Regions from separate parts of the Mus musculus genome. Here region 2 is linked to region 1. A link is a loop called in an ENCODE intact Hi-C map of the cell type or tissue named here. Cell type or tissue: heart. All regions are shown on one strand. Each heading gives the region's core, and the rest is flanking DNA. Links, peaks and the distances in the headings are about the cores only.

Region 1 (15,152 bases), core at 4,714-12,713:
CTGCCTTTTTTATACAGATCCTTCATTTCTCAACTTAGCTGAGACAGGGTCTTTATGTGGCGCCCAGTCCGGCCTCAAACTGATGGTAATCTGTTTACCGCTCTTGAGTCGGGGTTGAACCTGGGAGAATGGAGCCTAAAAACGAGGCGGACTAAAGTCTCAAGCAATAGCGTTTATTCAGAGCATCAGACGATTTATACTCTGAGGGTATAGAAGAACCACAGGAGTTAGGTGTGTAATCATAAGGACAAGCCACACGTGGCAAAAAAATAATAAAAGCAGCAAGCAGTAATGAGTGATCTGGAGTGAACTCACTGCGATTCGCTACACCTGGGAGGGGTGTGAAGCACAGTCTATGAACAAGTTTTGTGTTTTGAAGAAACTGAGGTTACAAGACTCATTTGGAGTTTCTCACAAGCATTCAGAGTTCCCCTCATGCGACTCCATCCTTGGGTCCTGCCTGTTCTGACAGGAATCCTTTTGTAATCTCAGGGTAAACTCCTGGGTTGAGATTACTTGCAGAGCCGTCATAAGCTGTTTAGTTATTGGACCTCATTATTCAGACCAGGATGGCCTCAAACTCTCAATGCTCCTGCCTCTGTCTCTGCGGTGCAGGGATCATAGGTATGCAGTATTGCACTTGACTCAACTTTATAGGTTAGGAGTTTCAACTCTCTCTTGGAATGCAAACTTGGCGTTTATGCATTTCTTTGATGACTCTGCTTTTGTGCTCCTTAGCATTAGGCCATATTTTTCCTGTATTCCCCACCCCCAAACCCATTGCCATTTGGCTCTAAAGTTTCATTAGTTCTTTAGTCCAGTGCTCTCCTCCCTTCCTAAGTACTGGTGACTGTACTTAGGGCCTTGAATATGTTAGGCATGTGTTCTATTAATGAGCTTGCATCTTCAATCTATTTTTGAAATAGGTTCTACCAAGTTGCCTGGGCTTGCTGTGCTCAGCACTTAGCCTCCTGAGTGCTATATTATAAGTGTATGCCATGGGCTGGAGAGATGGCTCAGGGGTTAAGAGCACTGACTGCTCTTCTGAAGATCCTGAGTTCAAATCCCAGCACCCACATGATGGCTCACAACTATTTGCAATGAGATCTGATGCCCTCTTCTGGCTTGTCTGAAGACAGCTACAGTGAGTGTATTTAGATATAATAATAAATTAATTGATTAAAAAAATAAGTGTAGGGGGCTGGAGAGATGGCTCAGTGGTTAAGAGCACTGACTGCTCTTCTGAAGGTCCTGAGTTCAAAACCCAGCAACCACATGGTGGCTCACAACCATCTGCAATGTGATCTGACGCTCTTGTCTGGTGTGTCTGAAGACAACTACAGTGTACTCATATACATAAAATAAATAAATTTAAAAAAAAATAAGTGTATGCCACTACCCAAGTGGCTTTAGGCCCTGCCATGGATCACCCCACTCAGGTATGGGGGGGGGGGTCCCTGGAATGAGGGTTCTTGAAGCTAGGTGGGTAAGGATTTGGTGGTGACAAACAGAAACAAACACAGAGGCAGTTTGAATCTGAGTGTATTCTGCAGCTCTCAAGCAGGGGATTTTATACATTAAAAAAACAAACATTATATCTCTTAGAAAGTATATATCCAGTGAAACAATCACAGAAACCAACAAAAATCATTTGGCACAGTAAAGCACAAAAAATCATCCAAGCATTACAACTCTGAAACTATGTGTTCAGTGGATCACAACAGAACAGATAACATCATTATTAATGTAAATCATCAAAATATAACAATTCTAAAAGGATGTATACAGTGGGGGCTGTCGTCCAAGGCTAGTGACATATTTCCAGGAGCAGGTTAATAAATCTTTAATGGTCAGTGCTCTTAACCACTGAACTAACTTTCCAGCCCCATGGTCAATTATTATTTAACATCTAGTGCCTGATTTTTTATAATCTTCAATGTATAAATTTAAACTATTTTAAATCTTTCTAATTAAGGCTTTCTTTACCATATACCAAAATCCACCTCTGATGACACACAAGTAGCCATATGAAATTTTATTGTTGGGAAAGTTTTTATCATACAAGTTTTGTAAATGATTTAGAAAGTAAAGTGTTGGTTTCCCTGGGGATAAGGTCATGTTAGTGACCCCCATCTTAGGCTACCAGGAATGTGTAAATAAGAAAAGAATAAGAGAAAACAAAACAGATAGACTGCCATGAGAACTACGGCTCAATATATTTTCTCCATTAAAGAGTTCCACAGCCAATTCCAGGAGGTCAATCGCCTCAGTCTGTGGAATTTGTCACACAGATCCTACTGGAGGTGGTGTGGCAAGGCCCTAGTGGTTCTCAACCTGTGGGGGTCAGGATGCCATTGCAGTTGGTCCAATGATCTTTTCAAAGAGGTTTCCAAAGACAACTATCGAAGATGAAGCTAGGTTTAAGAACTGAGACAGGACTCCTCTATCCTCTTCAGGTGGGCTGCCACAGGCAGACACACCCACATACGTGTATTTAGAACTGTATTAAAGAGTCACAGTATTAGAAAGATTGAGAATCACTATGTAGCCTTGGCTGGCCTGGAACTCAACAATGTAGACCAGGCTGGCCTCTGCACTTTGCCTGAGTGCTGCGATTAAAGGGGTACACTACCAGACCCATATCCTGATGCCTGGTTTTTAAAAAAGTTAAATTTATAAATTACATTTATTATTTATTATTATGGTATTTTCTTATACCATGTGTGTCCCAGGAACTTAGATGCACTTGGACTGTCAGGCTTGGTGGCAAGGTTGCTGGCTTACAGGTGAGCACCATCATGTTCTCCTTGGAGTCTTGTGCTTGCCAGGCAAGTACTCTACCACTGAACTGTAGCTCAAGCCCAAGAAACTTTAATGAAAACGATGCATCAGCATGCACATCAATTGGTCAAGTATCTTATAGACGCTTGGAGATGGAGACCTGAGATGTGCTGAGAGGATCACATAGACCCCACTGCCAGAGACCCAGATGCTCTAAAACGGGCTTTCAGCCCATGGGGCTCAAAGGTCTGTAGGAACTGATACACCATTCCTCTATCGTCTCCAGGCGGGTCTGCAGAGATGCCCACCTGGAACTGTGTTAAAGGGTTGCAGCTTTAGGAACCACTGGTCTAAAAGGCTTCCCTTCCCATGACCTATCCTGGCACCAAGTCAAGAGTTTCCCTTAGTAACATAAGCTATCCCACCTCTCTGTACAAGGTGTTTATGTTTTAGGATCAGGCTTTTGTTTTCCCCCTCCCCACCCCCAACAGGGTTTTTCTATGTAGTCCTTGATGTCCTGGAACTTGTTCTATAGACCAGGCTGGCCTCAAACCCAGAGATCTACCTGCCTACTTTGCCTCCTGAGTACCGGGATTAAAGGTGTGTGCCACCACTGCCCAGGCCTGGGATCAGTCTTTAAAAGCCAGTTTCCCGGCCCTGCATCTTACTCCATGCAGCTCTTCATACTGGTGCTGCTTACCTTTACCCTCATTTTCTCTGATAACCTTTTAAAAAAATTCATTATCCTATTTCTCTAATATCTACCTATGTTCAAACTGCCCTAGCAATTCTCTTCTGCTTTAAAAATTCCTGGTTATGCTTTGTTTAAAAAAAAAAAGATTTTTATTTATGCATGAGAGCTTTGCTGGCATGTCTCATGTCTGTGTACTACATGCATGCAGTGCTCACTGAGAACAGAAGGCGGCGCCATATCTGGAATTGGAGTTAACAGTTAACTGCCATGCGATGTGGGTGCTGAGGACTGAACCTGGGTCCTTTGCAAAAGCAGCCAGTGTTCCTGTTAAGGCCTAGGTAGCAGTTACTTGGCTAGCCTGCCATTAGTTTTTTATTAAAAAAAGGAAGAAGAAAAAACCTATTTATGTACACTGTAGCTGTTTTCAGACACACCAGAAGAGGGCATCAGATCCTATTACAGATGGTTGTGAGCCACCATGTGGTTGCTGGGAATTGAATTCACGACCTCTGGAAGAACAAGCAGTCAGTGCTCTTGACCGCTGAGCCATCTCTCCAGCCCTAGCCTGCCTGCTGTCATGACTTTCTCAAATGGTTTTGCTGTTATTAGGAACCTTTCTAACACCGAGATTGATTACATATTCTGTTGTGTTCTGGGCCCTTGGGAACCAATCAGGATAGAAGTCAGTAGAACTGTTTTGCATAGTTACCCACAATAAGCTTGGACTCAGACCAACCACCCAGCAGCACCCCCTGCACCTGTCTATACACTTTTATAGTATTTGCTTTTGTAAGCTGCCCCTGGGATGGACCCCAAGACAAGAGACATCTGTACCAATATAAGGAATGATTTGGACTAAAACTTCCATTTTGAGTAGTGGTCAAGTAAAATTTAAGTTCCCAGAACCTCCCTGGGAACTGACATCTTACTTGGCAGAAAGAGCCATGTAAGTGGGTAACTGACACCCTGGATGGCAAGTTAAGTCAGGACTGTTAGACAAGTCCCATCCTGGTAGACAGGTTAGACCATGAATATTAAACAAGGCAAGTCTCCTGCCACAGTTGAATACCTCAACCAATGGAAACAGAAGTGTACAACAAAGACGTATTCCTAAGGAAATGCCCTATTACTAAATCCTGATTGGTAAAATAACTTGGCTGTTGATTTTGGGCTTAAAAATCCTGTAGGCTCTTACCATGGGGTCATGGTTCAGTTCCTGAAGTCCTGGGGTATATGCTCAATAAACTCTCCCTGTGTGACTGAGATTGGTGTTCGTGTAGTTTGCGAGGTAATTCTGGACTCCAAGAGCTCTTAACTACTGGGCCATCTCTCCAGTTTCACCGGCCATGTTATTTAGGACTTCACACTTTCCTGTTTGAACTGCCTTCTCCATACCCATCATTCCTGAGTCTGCAGAGAGGCCCTGAGGTCCTCCCTCCCTCCCTCCCTCCCTCCCTCAGGAAGTTATCTGGTCTCTCCATGGGTCCTATCTGTCCTAAGGGCACCTATGGGTCCCTCTCCACTTTGGGAGCCTGATGATCATCACTGGTATCGTCTAGTAAACTAGGCCTTGTGAGATACACTTACTAATCCCAGCTGCCTAGTGCTTGAGATAGGACTATAAATCCAAGTCTCCTTCTAGGAGTCAGAAAACTGAAATATATAGGCCAAAGTTTCTACAGTAAGAGTCTTTACAGCATTTAAAACATTTCTCCTTGCAAGTTGGTGAAATAAGGGGGAAAAAATTTAAATTTACTAGTCAGCAGTGGTGGCACACACCTTAAATCCCAGTACTTCAGAGGCAGAGGCTAGGCCTTTGATATGGAGGCCGGCCTGGTCTACAGAGCAAGTTCCAGGACAGTCAAGGCTACACAGAGAAACCTTGTCTCCCAAAACACAACAAAACAGGCCAATTTACTTTGAATATGAATCATTAAAACTCAGTGTCAATAGGATGGCTCAGTGGGTACAGGTGTGTTACTGGGAACCACGTAAGAGTGAAAGGAGACCGGACTCCACAAAGCTGTCCTCTGGCTGCCACAGTGTGTGTGTGGTGGCACAGGTGTGCCCACACAGGCATTGTGGACACACACACAATAAATTTTGAAAAATCAAGCTGCCAAAACTAAGTTTAGCCTTTTATGTCATTATCAAAAGGTTTTCTTCTTTCAAAACAAAGGTGCTCAGTCCAAGATTTCTTTGGGGGAGGCAATGAACAATGAGACAATACATACGATCCAGGACAGAGAGCTCACAAAATGATGCCGCATCCTTAGGCATACAGAGTAATCAGTACCTTCAGTTCAGAGAATCTGAAAAAGGATGCAACCCTGTATGGAGCACTAAGCTCTTTACTTTGCTGACTACTTTTAATGTCACAGGAGAAACAGTAATGAAAACCATTGAGCAAAACACACAGACAGAAATGCCTCTGGCTCCTCCTTTCCTGGGTTCAGGAGACCTTGAGCTCCTCCCGAGGTTCGCTGAGGGGGCTCTCTAGGTAGGCAGTTCCTGCACAGGGCTTTCCGGTGACGGGGTCGATAACTCGGCCGACTTTGAAGATGATCTCAGCCAGTTCGTGCTTCACATGCTTCGATCGTGGGACGGGCAAAGCTCTGAGGAGCACGATGTCCCCGACGCTGCACTGCTGAAGGGCATCGTGAGCAAAGTAGGTTTTCCGTTTATTAAAGTACTGTGGAGGGAAGGAGAGTGGCAGATCAGTAACTCCCATCTGGGATCTGTGATGCAAAAAGAACACACACACACACACACACACACACACACACACACAGAAAAACAACTCCGGGAAGCTGCCCCTCTCCCTATTCATCTCACAAACCACAGCTCCATCCCTTCTTGCCCAGGTCTGCCTTGCCCACGCCACTCCCACTGCTGTCACTCTAGTTCAGCTCTTTATTGTTTCTACTCCACGGTTTTGCAGGATCCCCTGCCTCACTCCTTAAGCTGGTCCTTATGGATTCCTAGGTATAGTGGTGCAGACCGACGGCAGAGGCAGGTGGATCTCTGTGGGTTCAAAGCCAGTCTGGTCTACATATTGAGTTCCAGGACAGCCAGGGCTACATAGAGTGACCCTGTCCCCAAACAAAACAGAGCAACAAAGCAACTGTCCTTGATTCCTTAAAACCACTTGCTGTTTCTGCAGGAGGCCATGCCCTATCACAGCTGTATTCATCAATGGTGGAAAGACTCTTGCTACCCGGTCAAGGAATAAAATTGTACTGGAGGGTCGGCTCAAATGTCTCTTTACTGGGATGACTTATGGCAACCTGGGAAGAAGGGGTTAAGAGTTTATCCTGTTCCCGTGCTGTTCTGCCTAGCTAGTCACTACAGGAAACCTGAGAATGACGTGTGTGCTCCTGAAAGCCTCCTATGAACCCGGTTACACCTACAGGTCAGCAGTGGGTATAGCAGATTGCTGCAGATGCTCAACTTATCTTTTATGGACAGGGAAATGCTTTTCCGCTCAGACCCTAAAGCAGTGGTCCTCAGCCTTCCTAACGCTGCGACCCTTTAATACAGTTCCTCATGCTGTGGTGACCCCCGACCATAACATGATTTCCATTGCTACCTCGTAGCCATAATTATGCTACTGTTATGAATCATAATGTAAACATCTGGCATGTGACTCCCAAATGCGTCGCGACCCACAGGCTGAGAACAGCTGCAGTGGAATGTTGGTAACTTTATCGATGGCATTTTAAAACAAGTGTTGGTCCTCACCTTCAGTAAGTAGGGATCCAAAACAAGTCTGGTCGCTCTTACTTTAGCCGTTTTTATCATGGCTGTACCAATCACCTTCCCCACAACCCATTTGGCGTGGACGGATGAACGGACTATTGACATTATGTGTCTGTAAGCACCTAAAATAAAACAAGAAAATACCCTCAAAGCTTAACATTGTTAAGACACAGTCTTGCCCCCTTTCCCCTATCCATTAACAAACCAATGGCTTTGTTTCATTTTTTTGAAGTTTACCTTTCTCCACGGTAGCCCAGGCTTGCCTTAAATTGGGAGATGTTTCTACATTAGCCTCCCATGAGTTGGGCTAGAGCGATACCTAAGCAGCTAAGCACTGGTTGCTCTTCCAGAGGACCTGGGTGCAGTTTCCAGCACCCTTATGGTGGCTCAAAACCTCTGTAGCACCCGTTACAGGGGATCCTCTGAAATTATACACAGGCTGGTGCCACAATACCCCATTTAAACTAGCCTTCAGATGGTTAGAGCTTATCAAGTGAATTTTGTCAGGAGCAATGCCTGTGTCCAGTAGTCATTTTTTCTACTTTTCTGAAACAGCCAGGCCAGAGGTCCTTAAAGGTCTTATCTTTATAATAGTTACAAAGTAGAAAATGGATCTAACCCTCATATTCCCTATACAGAAAAGTTAGGAATAACATGGCCTGCTCACAAGTGTTTCGAGGAACTATTAGTGTGTAAGCACACAAGTAAACTGGTCACACTGGAGTCCCTCTATCCAAATGAGGAAGGATACAGTGGGAAAATAAGCAGTTAAGAGACCAGCTAACTTAATCATTCGGAAAAATTCCCCTGCTACTGATCACAGAAGCTCTACAGAGCAAAGCTCTTCTACCTACAGGTACCTACGAGCTCACTAGAAGACAAGTCACCTTATTTACTCTTTACCCACTATTATTTGTGCTGTAACCATTTAGAAACACCTTGTCACTTGGTAACCTTTCTTGGAACTGGTCCCGGGTTAGGGAGTATTACTAATAAACGGGGTTGTTTGAAGCGCTCAACTCTCGAGTCTGCGGTGTTGATTCCTTGTCGTTACCAGGGCACGATCTCGAGGCCACAGCACTTACTGCAGCTGTCTGTCTCAGTTACAGCCTGCTACTGTACACACAAGGGCTCACGGCAAGACCTCGGCCGGTGAGCCAGGTTCCTGTAGAGGAAAGACGAGACTATGACTCGGGGCCGCTCTGAGAATCAGTCGCTACCGAAACCACCAGGGAAACTGACACGGGACGCAGCACTGCTGACCCCCAGAACCCAGACCTGGTTGACACCCTCGCTCACCTCCGGAGTCCACCACAAGGCCGGCGGAGCATGGGCGCAGCGTGATGACGCTCACGGTGCGCTAGCCCCACCCCTCCCATTTCACAGGGCGCCAGTCCTGTCAGTCTTGGGCGGGGCTAAAGATAAGAACGCGCCCAATCTATTTGAACAAGCACCTCCCGGCGGAAGTCCTGGGGCTAATTGTATCCCGCTTATTCTTTTTTTATAGGCACTGCAATAGATGCGCAGGAGGGTCCTACCTTTTCCGATTCCATTTTGTTTCCTGCTCTTTTGATTTCCCAGGAATAGATTGGACATGTCTTCAAATCAAAGGGCCTTGTATTTGTCAGACAGAAACTCCTTTTCTTTTCTTTTCTTTTCTTTTCTTTTCTTTTCTTTTCTTTTCTTTTCCTTTCCTTTCCTTTCCTTTCCTTTCCTTTCCTTTCCTTTCCTTTCCTTTCCTTTCCTTTCCTTTCCTTTCCTTTCCTTTCTTTTCTTTTCTTTTCTTTTCTTCAGTCTCACACTACATCTGCCTTGCCTCCGCCTTTCCAGGGTTGGATTACAGGCTTGATCTACAATAATTTCTAATATCCTGTTGCACAGTGTAATATTTGCATACATCAAAGCAGCAGATACAGGTGGTTTGGAATATTTTTAAGGCAAAGATGTGATAAGTGTATGGATATGCCAACTACCCTGACATTACTGTATGTGTGCACTGCAATATCACAGTGTATCTCATAAAGATGTATAATATGTAGGTCAAAAAATTTCAAGTTAATATTAAAGGGGGACGTGGTGGCACAGAAATATGGTCAAATGGCCAAGGGCTTTTCTTTCATGCACCATGTCCTAGAAACAATCCCCAGTATTAAAATAACAACAATAAAACAACGCATCAATCTGTCCAACCCTTTTTTTTTTTTTAGCAAACATTTATGGAATATATATTCTAAGAATCTGTTAGGCATTGCAGGGAAAAGATGAATAAAAGGGAGACAAAAGTCTATTAGAGGCAAGTGAGAAACAACCAAACCAGTTATGAAGTAGGTAATAAAAGAGTGTAAATACAGAGAACATTTCTTTACACACACACACACACACAAGCACATACAAATGAAAAAAAAAGAAAAACTCAAGCCGTTCAGATAGCTCAGCAGGTGAAGATTCTTACCACCAAGCCTGATTGTCCAATTTCAATTCTCACAATCACATGGTGGAAGGAAGAACCTAGTCCCCAAAACTGTCCTTCAGTTTCCACTTTGTTCTGTGGCTTATGCACACACACACACACACACACACACACACACACACACACTATACTCACACACACACTGTGATGGTTTGTATATGCTTGGCCTAGAGAGTGGCACGATTAGCGGGTGTGGCCTTGTGTGAGTAGGTGTGTCACTGGGGGTGTGACCTTTAAGACCCTCATCCTAGCTACCTGGAAGCGAATGTTCTGCTAGCAGCCTTCAGATGAAGATGTAGAACTCTCAGCTCTGCCTGCACCATGCCTGCCTGGACGCTGCCATGCTCCTGCCTTGATGATAATGGACTGAACCTCTGAACCTGTAAGCCAGACCCAATTAAATGTTGTCCTTATAAGGGTTGTCTTGGTCACGGTGTCTGTTCACAGCAGTAAAACCCTAAGACACCCCCCCCACAGACACAATATATTTGTACATACAAATACACACAAAATATATACACACAAAACATATACATACATACACAACACACATATATATATATACTATATATAAATATATATGCTTCCTCTATCTTTAAAATACATACATATATATGTATACACATTCTATATTATATAATGTATAATCACACATATATACACACATATAAATTTAAATATGTATATATATATGTGCAGAATTTATATAGCAAAACAACTGAACAGGTTTCTGAGAATAAATGAAGGAGTGCAGTTGGCTTCCTGAGAAGGCAGCTAGGCAGCCCATCCCTGACACACATAGGAGAAAAGTCACTCCTGTGAGCCCAGAGCTTGGGCACCTCACAGAGCTGCATTTTGAAAACTGTCCATATTATTGCTACTTTAAGTTAGAGCAGTCTTTTCTCTAGTTGGAGCCCTTTAGGCAGGGGCAGAGCAGGCTGACATGGGAATGAGAAGTGCTGAAAGTCAGAGGATCACCAAGTCAGAGCCATCAGGAAAAGCTGATGTTTGCATGATGGAAAACCACATCCAAACAGCAAAGCCGGGTGCTTGGGTACTCAGGGTGGTCTGGCAGAAGGGGCCTGAATAAAAACCTGTATGTAAGCCAGGGCTGGAGCCAGGGCTCAGTGGTTAGGAGAGCATACTGCTCTTGCAGAGGACCTGAGTTCAGTTTCCAGCACCAGTGTTACTGGCAGCTCACAATTGCTTGTAACTTCAGCTCCAGGGGACCTGGACACCTCTGGTCTCCACAGGTGCCTGTACACATATGAACACCCCCCCCCACACACACACACAAACATACAAGCACGCATAATAAAATTAAATCTTAAAACTTAAAAATTATTTCATGTGGATGTGTGTTTGCCTGCATGTATGCATATGTTCCATGTGCAGGCCTGGTGCCCACAGAGAGCATGAGGATGTCAGGTGCCTTGGGACTGGTGTGATATCCACTCCAGCGCTCACTCTCCCTCCCTCCCCTCCCTCCCTCCCCCTCCCTCTCCTTTTCTCTTTCTGTCCTTCTCTGTGCCCCATCCTCTTCTCTGCACTCATGGCTCTGCTCCTGTCTGTCTCCCTGTCTACATGTCCACACATCTGCCTCTACCCCTTCTCCAGGTCCTCATTCCACTCCATTTCCCCAAATAAGCCCCCTTATATTGAAAGAAAAGAAGTACGAGCCAAACACCAAGTCCAGAGGAAAATAAGCAGGAAGAGACAGTGAAGGGACAGAGACCTGAGACAAGCTAGGAGAGTCAAGATTAGGACTCAGGGGGCAGAGGAGGGCATATTTCTTGAGTTCGAAGCTTGCTAGGTATATAGAATGAGTTCCAGGACAGAGAAACCCTCTCCTTGTCTGAAAAACCACCCACCCACCAACCAACCAACCAACCAACCATGGTTTTATTTAGCTACAATAGCCTTGGACACGATAAGCAGTCATGAATGACTGAATGTCTGATCATCCTGCCTCCACCTCCTGAGTGCTGGGGTTACAGGGATGTTCGTCCCTGTCCTGTTTTATGTGGCGCTGAGGATCAAGCCCAGGGCTTGCCATATGGGAGGCAAGCACTCTGATAAAGGCCGTTTCTCCTCCCATGCCTTTGATGGGTAGGGACCTGTTCTCAGGACACCTTATTGCTCCAGCACAGAGGGAGGTTCCTCCTGAACAGCTATTGTCTTTTTTCAGCACTTGCTTCTGCTATAATTTCAAACTTGTAGGTACCCCTTTTCCCTCCCAACTGTGCCTTTTGCTATATTCTTCTGCCCAACTCTTGGCCCCCCTTTCACTGTAGACCCAGGCAAGCCTGGTAAACAATAGCCACATGGAAGCCTGAACATTCACCTGTCTTGATATTTCTTCCACCAAACCATCAGTCCGTACTTGGACGTTCAACCTAACTTCTCTGAGCACTGGCAGAACAAAGCCAGCTTTGGCTGGAACGTCACACAAATGGCTCCTGTAGGGTAAAATAAAAGTCTAAACTCATTTCTGGGTTTTGAAAACCCACCTATCCATGAGCATGAAGTCTCTACTCCCCACCCCAGTACCCAGAAACCCTATAGAAGCCCGTCTCCCAGTCAGTTCTTTGCTGCATCCTGCTTGAACAGGGATAGCCACTCTTTTGTGTCTTACCCAATAAATCTCTTGTGTGAGGTTTGCTGTGCAGTGTGACTTTGTGGTATTTCTCAGCTCAGGACTGCCAAGATACATTTTTCAGAGCTGCAATACTTCTATTGGGACAGACCTTTTTCCTCAGGGCTGTAACACTTACAGCCACTAGCTCAGTTCCTCAGAGAATTAACTCTGAAGCCTCCTGAGAGGGGACTACACTATCCACCTTTGTCTTTGAACGTTCTTGTCTTCTGAGCTACCAGAATGGCCTGTGAAGCTAGGCTTACACTAATCAACCATGTTTCTGGTCCAAAGTTACAAACTCTGACACGTTCTTCCCACAAAGGCCTAAGAACCACAAGGTTGGGTTTTATTGCAATTGACCCATCCCTCCACACCAGCTTTCTATATTAGCCGATATGTCTGTTGCTGTGATAGATGATCCTGTCAGATGCGTTCTTTTTGGCTCATGGTTTGAAGTTCACAATCAATCAAGGTGGGAAAGCCACAATGATAGAAGCTTAAGGCAGCTTGCACCTTGTAGTCAGGAAGCAGGCACAACTGTATGCATTTCCTCTTTTCTGTGCAGCTCCAGATGAAATGCTAGGGAATGGAGTGGCCCATTTTCCATGGGTCTTCCCATCTCAGTGACAATACTCAGAGACCAAGCTCAGGTAGATGATACAGCAGAGGCATGAACACAGGCTAACCTGATTTAGATAACTAATCCCTTAATGGCACGGCCATTGGCTCATCTCTTAGGTGGGTCTACGTCCTGTTGGGTTGACAACATAAACCTTTATTCCCACCACGACTGACTGTACCCTCAGACAAAGGGTACAGAGTCAAAGTCAAAACCAACCAACCAAACCACCCTTGAGCTGTTTTTGTTAGTGGACCCCCCACCCCACGCCCCACACCCCCCAGCGATGAGGAATACAAGAACGGATCCCAGGGGTTTCTGACCACCTGTTCAGTTTGGAGTCAGACAATGGATTCCATCTCAAGGTGACTCTGGCTTCAGCTCTCTGGAGCTTTGCTGGGGGATAAGGAGGTATCTTTTTCCAAAGAAAGACAATTGTGCCTGTTTCGGTAACTCCCTAGCCTGCAAGGCTTGGAAGACTTCCCCAGAGCTGGGATCATTGTTATCATCCTTACCGATGATAAGAGTGTTCTGAGACTCCCTTCTGAGCGTATCCTGCCTGGCCAAAGGGAGTCGCCCCGCTCTTCCAGATAGAGAGTGAGGATGGCAGATTCTAGGATAATTTGTTTCCCTCTGTATGCAATGGTAGTCCTGTTTCTGAATTGTAGAAGCTTCCTCTCGCGTGTCCGTTCTGTTGTCTTCCAGGGTCACTGACTCTGGGTGCAGCTATGGAAGTTTACTTAGCTGCACCTGTAGGATCGCTACCTTGACTCTTCCTGGCAGACGTGGAGGTGGAGATGGTGAATGATGGGGCCTCTGTCTGCCCTCTGAGATCCTGTAGTTCTGAACCTCTTCCTTTTCTTTCCCTTCCTCCTCCTCCATTCCCCACCCCCGCCCCCCAGACAATGCAGACTACTAAGTACCTCAACTAAGCCTCGATTAAGTATCTCAAGCTGGCTTCAGGCTTGAAGTTCTCCTGCTTTGACCGGGTCAACTGATGTATGCCATTAAGCCTGCCCCCCCTTATTATTTTTTTCAAGACAAGGTTTCACTGTGTAGCCGTGACTGTCTTGCAACTCACTCTCTAGATCAGGCTGGCCTCGAACTCAGAGACCTAACTGCCTCTACCTCCCGAGTGCTGGGATTAAAGGCCTGCACCACCAGTGGCCAGCAACACCATTGCTTTTGAATCACTGGTGTAAATTTCAAGGGAGCAGGAAAAAAAATCATATCCTAGCATTTTTAGGGGGGAAAAGTATCTCATGGGTACCCCTAAAGAAACTTAGTTTCTGCTCTATGTTTAAAGAGGATTTTCTATTATTTTAAACTGTGTATAGGTGTGGGTGTGGCATATGATTACAGCATCCTGTGGAGGCCAGAGGTTTTGGATCTCCTGGAGCTAGAAATTACGTCCTGGAGCTGGAGTTACAGAGGCTTGTAAGCCAGCTGGTGTAGGTGCTGGGAATTGAACATGGGCCCTCTGGAATAGCAGCCAATGTTCTTATCCACTGAATCACCTCTCCAGGCCCCTTCTGCTCCAAGTTGATATGCTAGAAGAATACCTTTGTTTGTTTAAGGCATCGGTAATTAGTCTTTATTCATTTTTTTATTTTATCAGAAAAAGTTGGAATTTATTAAAAACACATTTTCAGCACAGAGTTTAAGCACAAGGATTGTGAGAAGGAGAAGCCATTGGGAAGAAGAGAAGACTCTCATGAGAGCATAAGTGTGGGCTTCTCCCAGGAGAGTAGGGACCACATGACTAGGAATTACGCTTTTAAGCGTGGAGCTCACATTTCTAATTTTGTGGACTTGACTCAATGTCACGTGCTATGCAGAGGTAGTCAGTCTTCAACTTGTAGCTATTTCCTTCAAATTCTTTTGTTTACTTTGAGACAGGCTCTCAGATCACTCATGTTGAACTCAAACTGATGGTGCTGGGTTGTTTTATGCTAACTCGACACAAGCTAGAGCCATCAGAGAGGAGGGAGCCTCAGTTGAGAAAATGGCTTCACATTAGCTTAGTTAGGGACAGATGGGGAAGGGTTCAGCTCACTGTGGGTGGGGCCATCTGTAGGCTGGTGGTCCTGGGTTCTGTGAGAAAGCAAGCCATGAGGAACAAGCCAGTAAGCAAGCAGTACTCCTTTATGGCCTCTGCATCAGCTCCTGCCTCCGGGTTCCTGCCCTGTGT
Region 2 (15,152 bases), core at 1-8,000, 540 kb before region 1:
AGAGAAAGGAGCTCCAGTTGAGGAAATGCCTCCAAGATATCCAGCTGTAAGGCATTTTCTCAATTAGTGATCAAGGAGGGAGGGCCCATTGTGGGTGGGACCATCCCTGGGCTGGCAGTCTTGGGTTCTATAAGAGAAAAAGCTGAGCAAACCAGGGGAAGCAAGCCATGGCTTCTGCATCTGCTCCTGCTTTCTGACCTGCTTGAGTTCCAGTCCTGACTTCCTTGGTGATGAACAGCAGTATGGAAGTGTAAGCTGAATAAACTCTTTCCTCCCCAACTTGCTTCTTGGTCATGATGTTTTTGTCCAGGAATAGAAACCCTGACTAAGACAGAGTTCAGTTCCCAGCACCCCCAATGGTAGTTTGCAAGCATCTGTAACTCCAAGAGACCCAATGCCCCCTTGTGACCTCCAAGGGCACAGACCTATATGTGGGCAAAGACTCATACATGTAAAAAAAAAATTCTTAGAAGAAAAGAAAGATGAGGGGGAGGTGGATCAGGTAATCCAGATCCATCAGTTGTGTGTGTGCGTGCACACACACAGAGGACCTGAGTTCAAACCCCAGCACCCACATAAATAAAAGCTGGGTGTGCTGACACATACCTGTGATTTCAGTGCAGGGGAGGGAGGAAAGAAAGAAAGAAAGAAAGAAAGAAAGAAAGAAAGAAAGAAAGCAAGCAAGCCAGCGAAGCATGGTGGCACATGCCTTTAATCCCAGCACTTGGGAGGCAGAGGCAGGAAGATTTCTGAGTTCGAGGACAGCCTGGTCTACAGAGTGAGTTCCAGGGCTACACAGAGAAACCCTGTCTTAAAAAAAAAGACAAAGAAAGAAAGGAAGGAAGAAAGAAAGAAAGAAAGAGGGAAGGAAAGGAAAGGAAGGAAAGAGAGAGAGAGGGAAAGAGAGAAAGAAAGAAAGAAAGAAAGAAAGAAAGAAAGAAAGAAAGAAAGAGCGAGCAAACGAACTGGTTCTTCACTGGCCAACGACCATGGCCCAATCTGCAAACTCCAGGTTAAACGGGAGACCCCGGATCACAAAATTAGATGAAGCAGCAGAGAAAATGACTCAGCTGTCGAGAGCACACACTAAGCTGTTCCCAACACCCATACCAGTTACATCCACCTGTATCTCCTACTCCAGAAGATCCAACACCCTCTTCCATCTTCCACAGGCACTGTACACATACCCACACATGGGCCCCCTAATTAAAAATAAAAGTGTTTAAGGGGAGAGGTAGAAAGAGAGAGAAAACCTCCCCCAATTACCTGCTTCTTGATGATCTGGACACAGATGCAAAGGGTAAGGCCCAGGGCACAGCCCATATATATGTAGAACCTGTTCATCCACAGTGACAGCAAAGGCGACAAGTCCCACACATCCAGAGGACCTGAGTTTAAAACCACACATATGTAACAACACACGCGGCCACACACAAAGATGCCCATTGATGTTGTAAGAATTATGAGGCAGAGGCAGGCGAATTTCTGAGTTTGAGGCCAGCCTGATCTACAGAGTGAGTTCCAGGACAGCCAGGGCTATACTGAAAAACCCTGACTCGGGGGGGGGGGGGGGGGGGGGGGGGGGGGGGGGGGGATTATAAGCCAATGTCATGATCTAGGAAATGTAGATGGCTGGGTCAGTTTTTTGGTTGACACAAAGTCTCATTTTGGAGACCGGGCCCGCCCTCAAATTTACAATCCTCTTGCCTCTGAGTACAAATGGCACCGTGTCTGACTCTTTTTTTGTTGTTGCTATTGTTGTTGTTGTTCTATGACAAAGAGCCTCTCTACATAGATATGGCTGTCCTGGAACTCTCTAGGAAGACCAGGCTGGCCCCCTGCCTTTGCCTCCCAAGTGTTTGGAGTAAAGGCAGGTGCCACCATTAAAAAGGGTTTATTTGTATTACTTCCAGTTACATGGAGGCGTGATGAACCTTGGAGGCCAGAGGTGAAGCCCAGTCCTCCTGAAAAGTAGCAAGTGTTTTTAACCACAAATCAACTTCACCAGCGCAAGCTTGACTTGTGTTCAACCAGAGCCTTAAACACAGAAGGTGAAGATTTTTTTCACAGGACTTGAAATCTAAAATTTATTGGGGTTTTTTTGTTGTTGTTGTTTTGTTGGTTTTTGGTTTTTTGTTTGGTTTTTGGTTTTTTTGGGTTTTTTTTTTTGGTTTTGGTTTTGTTTTGTTTTTTTTTTTTGTTTTGTTTTGTTTTGTTTGGTTTGGTTTGGTTTTTCGAGACAGGGTTTCTCTGTGTAGACCAGGCTGGCCTTGTCAGAAGTCCGCCTGCCTCTGCCTCCCAAGTGCTGGGATTAAAGGCGTGCACCACCACAGCCCGGTGAAATTTATTGTTTACAGGTGCTGTTTAATAGACCCAGAAGTCCCAAAACATGGATAAGGAGCTACCACCATCAGACGCCCCTGAGGTTAGACCAACTTCCATCGAAACGTGGTCCTTAGGCTCAGAAAGGGAAAAACCTAGTTAAGAGCTCCCAGGAGCGACAGCCTCCTGCTAATATGTGCGTTCAGTTAGGCTGAGGTGGGAGGAACACCGTTAATTTTTTTTAATTATTTATTTAATGTATATGAGTACACTGTAGCTGTCTTCAGACACATCAGAAGAGGGCATCAGATCTCAATACAGATGGCTGTGAGCCACAATGTGGTTGCTGGGAATTGAACTCAGGACCTCTGGAAGAGCAGACAGTGCTCTCAATCGCCGAGCCATCTCTCCAGCCCCCGTTATTTTTTAAAACTAACCCGGGCTACATCCGAGTTCCAGGCCAGCTTAGACTACAGAGCAATTTCCTAATCCCCCTGGGTAGTGAGTTCCAGGTGAGCCTCGGCTATCCACTGAATGCCGAACTAGTTGCTATACAAGCTGAGATCCACACAGGGGCTACACAGTGAGTCCCAAATTTTCCTGAGCTTACACTGTGAGTTCTGAGTTAACTTGGGATACATAAAACGGCCCTTTTAAAAGGAAAACAGAAATAAAAGGAAAGAAGAAAAAATAAGATACAGTAAAAACAAACAGTAACACATCAAGTGTAGCAACCTAAGGCCCTCGGTGGAGGGGGAATCTGTTGCCTTCTGCCCGCCCGAGACCCTGGCCAGCCCAGACTCACCCATCCTCCGCGGGGCCCGAGCTACGCAAGTCAACCGGCAAACGCAAAGAGAGAGGGACAGCGAACAGGAGGATTGAGTTTACAGGGACAGGGAAGCCATGCATGCAGTCGGCAGACCTGCCCGCGTTGGCTGCAGGGGACAGAGGCGGGCCCAGAAGGAAAAAAAAAAAAAAAAAAAGGAGCTAGCGGAAGCTCTAACTTCCTCTCTGATAGGCTCAAATAGAAAAGAGGCGGGACCAGAGAGAAGCCATCACTTCTAAACCTGGGAAAGATGCTAGAGCACTTCCTGTACTTCTCGGATTGGCTCAGAGTGGAAAGGGGCGGGCCTGTGGGAAACGCGGTCCAGAGCGGGAGATGCAAAAGCAAGCGAGCTTCCTGCTCCACTGTTATTTCTCGCTTCGGCTCAGAAGGGGAAAGGGCAGGACAGAGGGCAGTACTATCAAGAAATAAATGACAACCTGGCATGCTGCTGACTGACCATTAATCCTAGCACTCCAGAGGCACAGGCAGACGGATCTCTGGGAGTTCCTAGTTAATGGACAGCTTGTTCCGCCGCGTAGTGAGCTCCAGGACTACGTATGCCAGGGCTATAAAGAGACCTTGCCTCAATCAATCAGTCAATAAATGGAAAAAAGGAATTCAGCTTGATGACACAGACCTGTATTTCAGCGCTCTTGAGGCTGAAACAAAATGATCACGAGATTCAGGATAGCTACTATTTGGAGAAAGAGTCTCACTGTGTAGCTCTGGATGGCCTGTAACTCGCCTATATAAAACAAAATGGCTTCGAATTTACAACGCAATTAGCCTGCCTCTGACTCCCATGTGCATAGGTGACTAAGCCAAGAGAGTTTTTATTTACTTCTTTTAAAAGTTATAGCCGGGCGTGGTGGCGCACGATTTTAATCCCAGCACTCGAGAGGCAGAGGCAGGCGGATTTCTGAGTTCGAGGCCAGCCTGGTCTACAGAGTGAGTCCCAGAACAGCCAGGGCTACACAGAGAAACCCTGTCTCAAAAAAAAAAAAAAAAAGATATATATATGTGTGTGTGTATATATGTGTGTACATATACACACATATATGTGTGTATATATATCACTGACTGCTCTTCCAAAGGTCCTGAGTTCAATTCCCAGGACCACATGGTAGCTCACAACCATCTGTAATAGGATCTGATGCCCTCTTCTGGTGCGTTTGAAGACAGCTACCGTGTATTCATATACATAAAATAAATAAATAAATCTTTTAAAAAGTAAATCTTAAAAAAAAAAAAATAGGGCTGGCGAGATGGCTCAGTGGTTAAGAGCGCCGACTGCTCTTCCTAAGGTCCCGAGTTCAAATCCCAACAACCACATGGTGGCTCACAACCATCCGTAACGAAATCTGATGCCTTTTCTGGAGTATCTGAGGACAGCTACAGTGTACTTACATATAATAAATAAATCAAAAAAAATTTTTTTTTAAATTTAAAATGAGCGCAGCCTCTGAACTCTGCAGAACTATTCAACCAAAATATCATGTTTCCACCCAGATAATAAACATTACTCACCCATAATAGGTAGGCGTAACTGGCGCCTGTAAATGACGTCATCACAGAACGACCCGCCTTCCTTTGAGGGTGGAACTAGAGGGCGTAAAAAGTCACGGCGCGCAGGCGTGGTTGCTTTCTTATCGGCTGCCTGGCTAGTGCGCCACTTGACGCATGTGCAGTAGGGCAATCGGGCGTGCGGTAGCTTCTTCCCTGGTAGGTTCCGGAAGAGCCGCGCACTCCTTGGGCGTTAAGGGTTCGCGCGCCGCAGGGTCGTTTCAGCCGAGCACTTGGCGTCCCCTCGAGCTCGAGATCTGTGAACAGCCACCATGTCGATCTTCACCCCCACCAACCAGATCCGACTGACCAATGTGGCCGTGGTGCGGATGAAGCGGGGAGGGAAGCGCTTCGAAATCGCCTGCTATAAAAACAAGGTCGTCGGCTGGCGGAGTGGCGTGTGAGTAATCCTGTGCCCAGAGTTCGGCGGCCTGGCCTCCCTAACCCCGGCTCCTGCGACCCATCGGTACCTTTCAGGCCTGGTTTACCCGATTCGGATTGGGTTCTGCTTTGGGATTTTGTTAGTATCATAAAAACTGCCAACTACAAACGCCATCAGAGCCGGGTGGGACCGATGGTTTAGGCCTGTAATCCCAGCGCCCAGGAAACTGAGGCAGGAGGATTGCTGCGATTTCCAGGCCAGCCTGGAACGTGTGTGTGTGTGTATGTGTATGTGTGTGTGAGAGAGACCGTGACCGACCCTGTACTAATAAAACAAAGCTGCGGTCAAGAGGACCCGAAATTGCAGTAGCCTCTTGGATTAAATGTTTAAATCCGGCCGGGCGGTGGTGGCGCACATCTTTAATCCCAGCACTTGGGAGGCAGAGGCAGGCGGATTTCTGAGTTCAGGGCCAGCCTGGTCTACCGAGTGAGTTCCAGGACAGACAGGACTACAAAGAGAAACCCTGTCTCGAAAAAAAACCAAACCAAAACAAAAAAAGACAGGAATCCAACATTCCAAATGCTATCTCCAAGAAGAGAAACATTATGGTCATTTTCCAGGGATAACAATCGGGAAGCTAATCTTACACCTACAAATCCTGAAATTAAAACGTCACACCTCAGAATCCCCAGTTTCCCAAAGTGCGTAGTAGTGTCTTCGCTACTGCCATCTAGGGACAGATATTCCAGGACAGAAGAAACACCACTCCCCACCACACCCTGAGTTTCCTTACATAAAACAATGATGTAGTTTTTCCCTCTGTGGTGAAGTGGGAGAATCCAGATACTGTCCTTCGCAGGTAGCCACCAGAGAGAGAGTGTGGTGTGTGTGTGTGTGAGATTTCTCTTTTTTTTTTTCTTTAGGGTTTTTGTTTTGTTTTTTTTTGTTTTGTTTGGTTTTTTTTTTTTTTTTTTTTGAGACTGGCCTCAAACTCCCAATTTCCCTGCCTCTGCCTCCTAAATGGTGAGTTACAGATGTGCACATCACACCCAGCTTGCAGCACTTGCCATTTCTCTTGTTGCTATCTTGTGTTTAAATGTGAGTGGATTTTCTACTATCCAGTGGATTCACATAGGACTTTCTCTCCTGCCCTTTCAAGGGAAAAAGACCTTGATGAAGTTCTGCAGACCCATTCAGTGTTTGTAAATGTTTCCAAAGGTCAGGTTGCCAAGAAGGAAGACCTCATCAGTGCATTTGGGACAGACGACCAGACTGAAATCTGCAAGCAGGTAGGTCCTGCCAGGTGCAATGTAACAAAATCTCACGATGGTAGGCAACATCTGGACCACTGTGTTTACTGTTTTTCTTGATGAGTTTTTGTTGTTTTAGCATTTGTTGGGTCCCTCCCACCTCCAGTTTATATTGTTGGGCAATTTGGGGAGGTCTGTATGGTATTTGTCTGTTGCTATTTTTTTGAGACAGAATCTCACTCTGTAGCCCAAGCTGACATCAAACTCAGGGGATAGCCATGCTGGCATGGAACTTCTGATTCCTCCAGGGACATGCCACCTCACCCACATCCATTATAATAGCATGCAGTGATTAGGACCGGAATCCACTACTCCAGATACTATCACAAAGAAAAGAAACTTACTATGGTCATGTTTCTGAAATAATAATTGGGAAGCTAAGCCTACAAATACTAAAATGAGTACTACAGGTCACACAAACACCCTCACCCACCCTCCTCGGAATCTCCACTTTTACCCAAGTATGCAGTATCTTTGCTTTGGCTATCTAGGATGTAAGCCTTCACTCCCTACATAAAACAGTGTCGTGGGTTTTTTTGGTTTCAGTTCCCCCCATACACACACCCCAAGATGAAGTGGGAAAATACACAGATATGGGGGCAGGGGAGCCAACACATAGTGTATCACTATGTAGCTCGGGCTGGCCCAAAACTCACTGTGTAGACCAAGCTGGCCTTGAACTCACAGCGATCCACCTGCCTCTGAGTTCTGTAATTAAAGGTGCATACCACCATGCCCAACTTTTTTTTTTTTTTTTTTTTTTTTTTTTTTTTCGAGAAAGGGTTTCTCTGTGTAGCCCTGGCTGTCCTGAAAGTCACTCTGTAGACCAGGCTGGACTCAAACTCAGAAATCCACTTGCCTCTGCCTCCCAAGTGCTGAGATTAAAGGCATGCGCCACCACGCCCACGCCCGGCCCCCTTTTATTTTTTTTTTTTAATGTGTATACACATGTGCAAATTGGGGCAAGTTGCCTGAGAGACCAGAAAATAACCACAAAACAAAAATTGGATCTCCTGGACTCGGAGTAAGAAGTGTTTGTTGGCCCAGTGGTCTGGGTGCGGGGAATTGAACTCTGGTCCTCAGGAAGAGCAGCAAGCTCCCTTTGCCACACTGCCTTCCCTCCATTCCCCCCAGGGTCACGTTAATACAAACCTTGGACCTTTTTTTAATGCTGCTTTAAGTCCGAAAAATACCAGTCACAATATTAATAAGTCTACTTTCTATGCACTCCCATCTTTATTGAAACAAACATAAACTATAAAGAGAGATGAAGTTTAAATACCTGTATTATTTAAAAAAAAAAAAAAAAAAAAAAACAGGTGGCAATTGAAAATCCAAGGTGGAGAGGAGACTGCAGTGACTTAGATCCACATGGTGGGAAGGACATCTTCAAAGGCAAAGGAGATGCAGGTACAAGGAGTCCTCACTCCTTGTTCGGGATGCTGAGGATTGAAACTCACTGTAGAGGACTGATGGGAAAGACCTTTCTCTGGATCGCCATGCTCAGAGGCAGGGGCAGTGCTCTGCCTCAGCAGTCTGCCCCACCGTCTTCTTCAGAGTGAGAGTTGGTTGTCCTGTTTGAGGGGTCTCTTAGCCTTCAGTGGCTTTTCTGTAACTGTCGATGGTTCCCAGAGCATTTCTGCCAGTTTTAGGTTAAGGCTGGTGGGACCTTAAATACTCCACCAACTTGGGGCATTGAAATTTGCAGTTTCCTTTCTTTTCCCTTTTTTGGTTTTTTGAGACAGGGTTTCTCTGTATAGACTAGGCTGGCCTCGAACTCAGAAATCCGCCTGCCTCTGCCTCTCAAATGCTGGGATTAAAGGCTTGCGCCATCACTGCCTGGCTGCAGTTTCCTTTCTAAGGCCTTGACATTGAACCCATCTTTTAGCCCATCCTTAGGAGCTGCATGATTGCCTGGTTCCCCATCATGGTTTTTCAAGACAGGGTTTCTCTTGTGTGGCCCTGATTTTCCTAGAACTCACTCTGTAGACCAGGCTGGTCTCAGACTCAAGTGATCTTCCTGCCTCTGCCGAGTGCTAAGCTTAAAGGCCTGGCCATCACCAACTGGCTCTGGTTCTCCATCTTACCAGAGAGTATGATAGCCATGCTGGAATACGACAAACTCCTATATTTGTTTTTGTTTGTTCGTTCTTTTGTTTTTTGGAGACAAAGGGTGACACTATGTCCTTCTTCTGCATTTTTTTTTAAATCAAACTTTAGAAAATAACCTGATTGTGCTTCCCACCCTCAACCCCAGACATTTTTTTCTTTTTCTTTCTTTTTTTTTTCTTTAAAGTAAGATCTGACTACATAGCTCTGGTTAGTCTGGAATTTGCTATGTAGACCAGGCCAGCCTCAACCTTAGAGATCTTCTAGGCTCTGCCTCCCAATACCTGGGATTAGAATTGCATGCCACCACAGCGGCCTGTGGGTTTTTTCTGCGGGGAGGCGAGGATTCTGTGGTGGGGGTTCTGAGGATTGGACACAGGGCCTTTAGCATGCAAGGTGCACACTATCACCAACCTTCCTATTGTTGCCGCCCTTTAACACGGTCCGTCATGTTGTGGTGATCCACCCCCAACCATAAAATTACGTTGCTGCTACTTCACAACTGTAATTGTGTTCTTGTTAGGAATCATAATGTCAATATCTGATATGCAACCCCCAAAGGTGTCATGACCCATACATAGGCTGAGCACTGCTGCTCTGAATGGGCTTTCTCCCTGGCCCTCAGTAAGTGGGATCGCGGAACTCCTTGTAAGCTGCTGCTGGGTTAAGGCAGCACGTGGTTCTGCGTGAGCAGCTGCAGTGGACGCCGCCTCCCTTCCTCCCCGCTACCTACCTGTGCAGTAGAGAGATACCCAGAACTGATGAGGGCTTTCTCTATGTTCTGCCATCTTTAGATTTTGACTAAAGGAGAAGTTCAAGTGTCAGATAAAGAACGGCACACACAGCTGGAGCAGATGTTTAGGGATATCGCCACCATTGTGGCAGACAAGTGTGTGAACCCAGAAACAAAGAGACCTTACACCGTTATCCTCATCGAGAGAGCCATGAAGGACATCCACTACTCCGTGAAACCCAACAAGAGCACAAAGCAACAGGTAAGGGTTCCTTGTTGTCCTCGGGACCTAAGGCCATGGAAGTGCCTGATGCGCCTGCCTCCCTATCTCTGGTGCTGGGGTCAGCAGCACACACTTCCAGGCTGCCTGGCTGTGCTGGTGCTCATCATTCTGAGCAGACCCTCTCCCGGCTGAGCCATACCCTTAGCTGCTGCTCCTCAGTGTGACGGAACACAAATACACACAGAACTCTTTTTGTTTGTTTGTTTGTTTGGGGGTTTTTTTTTTTTTTTTTTAGTTTTGTTTTTGGTCTTTCGAGACAGGGTTTCTCTGTATTGCCCTGGCTGTCCTGGAACTCGCTCTGTAGCCCAGGCTGGCCTCGAACTCAGAAATCCGCCTGCCTCTGCCTCCCAAGTGCTGGGATTAAAGGCGTGGGCCACCACACCTGGCTCATACAGAACTCTTATTTCCTGCCCAGCTCAAACCTTTAAAGAGAAAGCTTGGACTTTGAGTCACCTGAGCCCTTTTGCTGTTTGTGTTTATTAACATATTTCCTACAGCTCAGCCCTGTCACGCCAGCCATTCTGCTGGCCTGGATTCCAAGCACTTGCGAGACTGACACCCTGGCTCAGAAAATAAAGTCACCGGTTGTTTTGGTTTTGGTTTGGTTTGGTTTTAGATTATTCAGCTCTGTAGTGCTTTCACAGAGCTTATAACCTTTTCAAGTTAGAAATACTGGTACCTTCATCTTGAGGGATGTGGAGGCAAAACTGCATCCTTCACCACATAACAAATTTGAGACAAACTTGAACTGCGCTGCATGACAGATTCTGTAAAATAAAGGCCTGGGAAGATGGCTCAGGACATGAGAGCACTTGCTACACAGGAACGCAGACCTAAATTTGGATGTCCAGGACCTGGATACGAAGCCAAATTGGGTCCCTTGCTTCTGCGCCTGTAACCCCAGTGTTGTGGGGACAGAGGCAGGAGGCTTTCTGGGAACTGCTGTTTACCAGAGCAGCTCCAAATTCAGTGAGAGACCCTGTCTTGAGAGTACAGAAGAGGGCATAGAAGAAGACATGGCCATATGGGTCATGTACAGACATACATGCATGCATGTTCTTGCATTTTCATATAACATGCATACTCAAAAGAAATAACAAGTCGGGTGTGGTGGTGCACACCTTTAATCCCAGCACTCGGGAGGCAGAGGCAGGCGAATTTCTGAGTTGGAGGCCAGCCTGAGTTCCAGGACAGCCAGGGCTATACAGAGAAACCCTGTCTCGAAAAACCAAAAAAAAAAAAAAAAAAAAAAAAAGAAGGAAGAAAGAAAGAAAGCAAGCAAGCAAGCAAGCGAGCAATGGTGTTTCACAGCACGAAGTATAGTATGACCCATATAACTAACAGCCTGCCTGAGTTATTACTGCTTAGGCAGTGGCCTGACTTAGACCTGATCATGTACGTCCAGAAAAGGCCTGGTGGAAAACTGGAAGGAGCCAGAGAAGAACCTCCATACACAAGAACTCTGGGCAACCTCAGAACTACTCATGTCCATTCCACAACCCAACCAGGGGCTTCTCTGTACAGGGAACAAGCACAGGAGAGTCATCAAGGGACTAACGAGCTCACATCGACCACCTGTGCACTGTTCCCCTCTCCATAAACCTCAGATTGCACAAGCTCAGCCCCCGTCTCCTCCACATCCAGCTGCCAGTGACTGACGCTGCCTGCGGGTCAGTGGCAGAGGTGCCAAGGCAAAGGCCTGTGAGGACCTTACTGTGTATCACTAGGCGTCCCAGCACTCTGGATGACTGTTATTAGACTTTCAGGGAAGCCACTGAGTCTTCTACCCAGTGACAGCTTCTCAGGCACGGGTGTCCACAGAGTGGGAAGGGCCTTGCTGGACGGCTGGTGGGAAGCTCTGGGCCATTTTCCCAAGGAGCATGTCTCTGCTCTCACCACTGTTAGAATTACTGTGAACTCAGCTATGGGCTCAGGTCCTCAAGGTTCATGGCTTAAAACAGGGTTGGCTTAGAAGTCTCCGAGGCCAACAAAAAGACATTTTGTCTGTTCTAGAGATGTACGAAATTCCCACCGCACACATTTTCTTGCTTTTAGAGAGCTGAGGACAGCCCAGGTCCTCGTGCATGCTGGGTAGTTGCTTCACCACTGAACTGAGTCCCAGCCTTTAACGTTGCTTTCTGCCGAAGCAAAAATTATTTTTTTTTCCATTTCACAAAATGAGACACTAGCTCATTTTTTAGGTATTTCTAGGATTGCTGGTACCTTGGCTGTGAAACTGCTGGCATAAGGCAGCTATGTGGAAACTGCTTTGTTCATGTCTAACATATAAATTTGTGCAGCACAAAAACTAAGTAACGAGCACCCCTTGTTCTGTCTTAAAGGCTTTGGAAGTGATAAAGCAGCTGAAAGAGAAGATGAAGATAGAGCGGGCCCACATGCGATTGCGCTTCATCCTGCCAGTGAACGAAGGGAAGAAGCTGAAGGAGAAGCTGAAGCCACTGATGAAGGTGGTGGAGAGTGAGGACTACAGCCAGCAGCTGGAGATCGTAAGATGATGGTGGCGGGGAGCAGGTGGCGCAGCCAAGGTCCCATGATTATGACCTTAACACATTATTATTCTTGGCTTCCTTCTACCCAAATAGCCTCGTTCCTGATCATAAGTGCTGTGTTCATTACTTTTGCATGGCTGTGACCAAAACACTTGAGAGAGCAGATGAAAGGAAGTAAGGGGGTTGGGTTTGGTTCTTTTTTGGTTGGTTGGTTGGTTTTTTTTTTTTTTTGGCTCAGTCTGAGGGTTCAGCCCGTGACGCTTGGCCTCATGTACTTGGGCAGGACAGGAAGGAGAGCAGATAGGGGAACTGGAGAGCAGGCGTAGCTTATAGACAGGTCCCTAAGAATCCACTCCCTCCATGGAGACCTCGGCCACTCAAGTTCCCAGGTGTGACAGGATAGCACCTCCAGCCAGACTTGGAACATGTGAGCCTGTTGAGGACATTTCCTGTTTAAACCATGGAACAGTATTTAGAGGGTGTGGGCTAGGCTAACGTATCCATGTGTAAACAGGATGGGGCAGTTAAGCATTCACAAGGTTTTCTTATTTGCCTCTTTGTCAAAGCATTCATAGCAGAATTGTGTTGGCCATATTCATTTTCTTTGAAATCAGATATATTTTACACTGAATCTTCTCTTATGGGCTAACTAATAATAAAAGTGGAGCCAGGTATGCACGCCTGCCATCCCAGTACTCCGGAGGCAGAGGCAGGTGAATCAGGAGTTCAGCTCCATAGTAAATTTGAGACTAGCAGTTAGCAGCTCTTTTTACCAGAACATGGTTTAGCATTCACAGTGAACGGATTTGATGCAGAGCTGACTACTCTAGACAGAAACAGCTTGCCCACACTGGAAACACCTGAACTTGTCACAACCTACCATGGCTTCTCAGTATGCCTCTGGGCTGTCTCACAACTAGTGGTGACCTGTAAAAGTCTAATGCTACATTTCATCCTGGAGAGGACCATGGTTTGCCACACACACACACACACACACACACACACACACACCCCACGGGGGAGGGAGAATATGGATGTCTTAGAAAGGAGTGAAGTGCTAGGGATTGAACCCAGGGTCTTTTTTTAATTTTATTATTTTATATATGAGTATACTGTGGCTGTCTTCAGACACAGCAGAAGGCATCGGATCCCATTACAGATGGTTGTGAGCCACTTGTGGTTGCTGGGAATTGAGCTCAGAACCTCTGGAAGAGCAGCCAGTGCTGAGCATCTCTACAGCCTCTGAACCCAGGGTCTTGATGCTAAGCAGTGCTCACTCTCAGTATGAGCTGCAGCACTGGCCAGGTGAGTCTTCAAGGGTGTCTTAATCAGGCTTTTACTGCTGTGAACAGACACCAGGACCAATGCAAGTCTTATAAAGAACAACATTTAGTTGAGTCTGGCTTACAGGTTCAGAGGTTCAGTCCATTATCAAGGTGGGAGCATGGTAGTATCCAGGTGGGAATGATACAGGAGGGGCTGAGAGTTCGACATCTTCATCTGAAGGCTGCTAGCAGAATACTGACTTCGAGGCTGTTAGGATGAGGGTCTTAAAGCCTATGACCACAGGGACACACCTTCTAATAGTGTCACTCCCCGGGCTGAGCATATACAAACCGTAACACGGGATAAGTGCCTTTCCCAAAGTCCAACAGTAGGTGCTTAGAATCGAGACAGAACCCCAGGCCCAGCCTGCTGCCCTGGCCTCCATGTGAGCAGCACCTAGAACACAGTCATAGATCTGCCCTGAGCATTCAAACTGGGCTTATTCTGTGCCGATGCCCATCTTCCCTTGGAAACCAGCTGTGTTACTCATTGCAGGTGTGCCTCATCGACCCAGGCTGCTTCAGAGAAATTGATGAGCTAATAAAAAAGGAAACGAAAGGCAGGGGTTCTCTGGAAGTGCTCAGTCTGAAGGACGTGGAGGAAGGCGATGAGAAGTTTGAATGACACCGCCCGGCTCCTCAACTGGAGCACGACCGAGGACGCTTGTTCCTCACAGCAGCAGCTCGTTCTGTGACCTGCCAAACGCCCTGCTCACGCGACGTGCCACTTTCCATCTTGTGTTAAACATTTACCCAGGTACCTGGGTATTTTTGTTGTCAATTGGGGTTTCCAGCAAAAATGAAAAATAACCTAAAATACAGAGTCCAGAACAGCTGCTCACTGCTGCGTCTGCCTTTCTAGTTCCAGGGGACCAGAGACAGCATTGGTGGATAAGAAGGTAGAGTTAGTCCATGACAGATCATTGGAGAGGGGTCTGAATAACAAAGGGGGTACGCCTGCTGGAAAGAAGATGGGGTGTTTCTGAATAATGAAGTGCAGGTATGGGGTGTGAGCATGGAGAGAAGAGTTCCTGGGTCCCTCCCAATAGATTTATAATGACTAGGGAGAATTTGACTTTCTAATTTTCAACCAACATGCTACCAAAACTGACTTAGATTATTCTTGGGAAAATATATACAGTCATTTAATACTAATTCTTAAAGGTTTATAATATATGTTAGTATAGTTAAAATTCTATGTAATCAATAAAACTTATTTTTACTAAGCTCTGGCTTGCATTTCTAGTCAGCTTCCCCTTTGCTCCAGTTTTGTATTCGGTACTTTACTCATTGCTGTGACGAAATGCCTGGAAAACCATCTCAAGGAAGGTGAGGCTTTACCACACGCAGCTCAGCAAGTGAGGGGTCACAGGCCTTCACAGCAAAGGAGGCGTGGTGGCAGAATGGCAAGGCAGCTGGTCAACATCTGCAGTCCCTCAGTTTTCCTCTATTCGGTCAGGACCCCAGCCCACAGAGGCCTGTTCCCATGGTGATCAGATGGTGTTACTAACCATCACAAATAGAGGTGGGCGCAGGGAGTTACAGGTTTGGTTTGGTTTCTTTGTGATTTGAGGGTCTTAGTCAAAGGCCTTTAATCCCAGCACTTGAGGTAGAGTCAGGCAGATTCTGAGTTAAGGCCAGCCTAGTTCCCAGCATGCTCCAGGACAAGCAGGACTACAGAGAAACCCTGTCTCAAAATTCAAACAGCAAAACATCCAAGAATATAATGTACCTTGACAGATTTTTGGTTTTGCTTTTAATTTATTTTCTTCCCATTAGGAGTCAATAC

The links. Hi-C counts contacts between places; a loop is a spot of excess contacts. Peaks named below come from ENCODE experiments on the same cell type or tissue, not always from the same donor. Only the 100,000 strongest peaks of a DNase experiment are listed, where the experiment ranks them.
Region 2: it touches region 1 in a loop (18-fold over the local background); 6 of 42 quality-filtered maps call a loop at or near these places.

Annotation. Positions count from the first base shown.
Region 1 is chr5:129,708,931-129,724,082 of GRCm38, reverse strand. It overlaps Mrps17 (mitochondrial ribosomal protein S17), which reads right to left and starts at 8,586. Exons shown (of 4, transcript NM_001356959.1): 1 at 8,534-8,586; 2 at 8,320-8,399; 3 at 7,217-7,356; 4 at 5,389-6,167. The coding sequence starts at 7,339. The coding sequence ends at 5,928. In heart, for the core only: CTCF peaks have their summits at 6,885 and 8,637; a DNase peak (open chromatin) is centred at 8,622; H3K4me3 peaks cover 1,558 bases; H3K27ac peaks cover 977 bases.
Region 2 is chr5:130,245,169-130,260,320 of GRCm38, reverse strand. It overlaps Sbds (SBDS ribosome maturation factor), which reads left to right and starts at 4,791. Exons shown (of 5, transcript NM_023248.2): 1 at 4,791-5,111; 2 at 6,253-6,382; 3 at 9,307-9,507; 4 at 11,871-12,035; 5 at 13,860-14,589. The coding sequence starts at 4,984. The coding sequence ends at 13,988. It overlaps Tyw1 (tRNA-yW synthesizing protein 1 homolog (S. cerevisiae)), which reads right to left and starts at 3,284. Exons shown (of 16, transcript NM_001015876.2): 1 at 3,128-3,284; 2 at 1,267-1,388. The coding sequence starts at 3,131. In heart, for the core only: CTCF peaks have their summits at 4,316 (motif pointing left) and 5,818; DNase peaks (open chromatin) are centred at 3,430, 4,780 and 5,830; H3K4me3 peaks cover 3,838 bases; H3K27ac peaks cover 2,430 bases.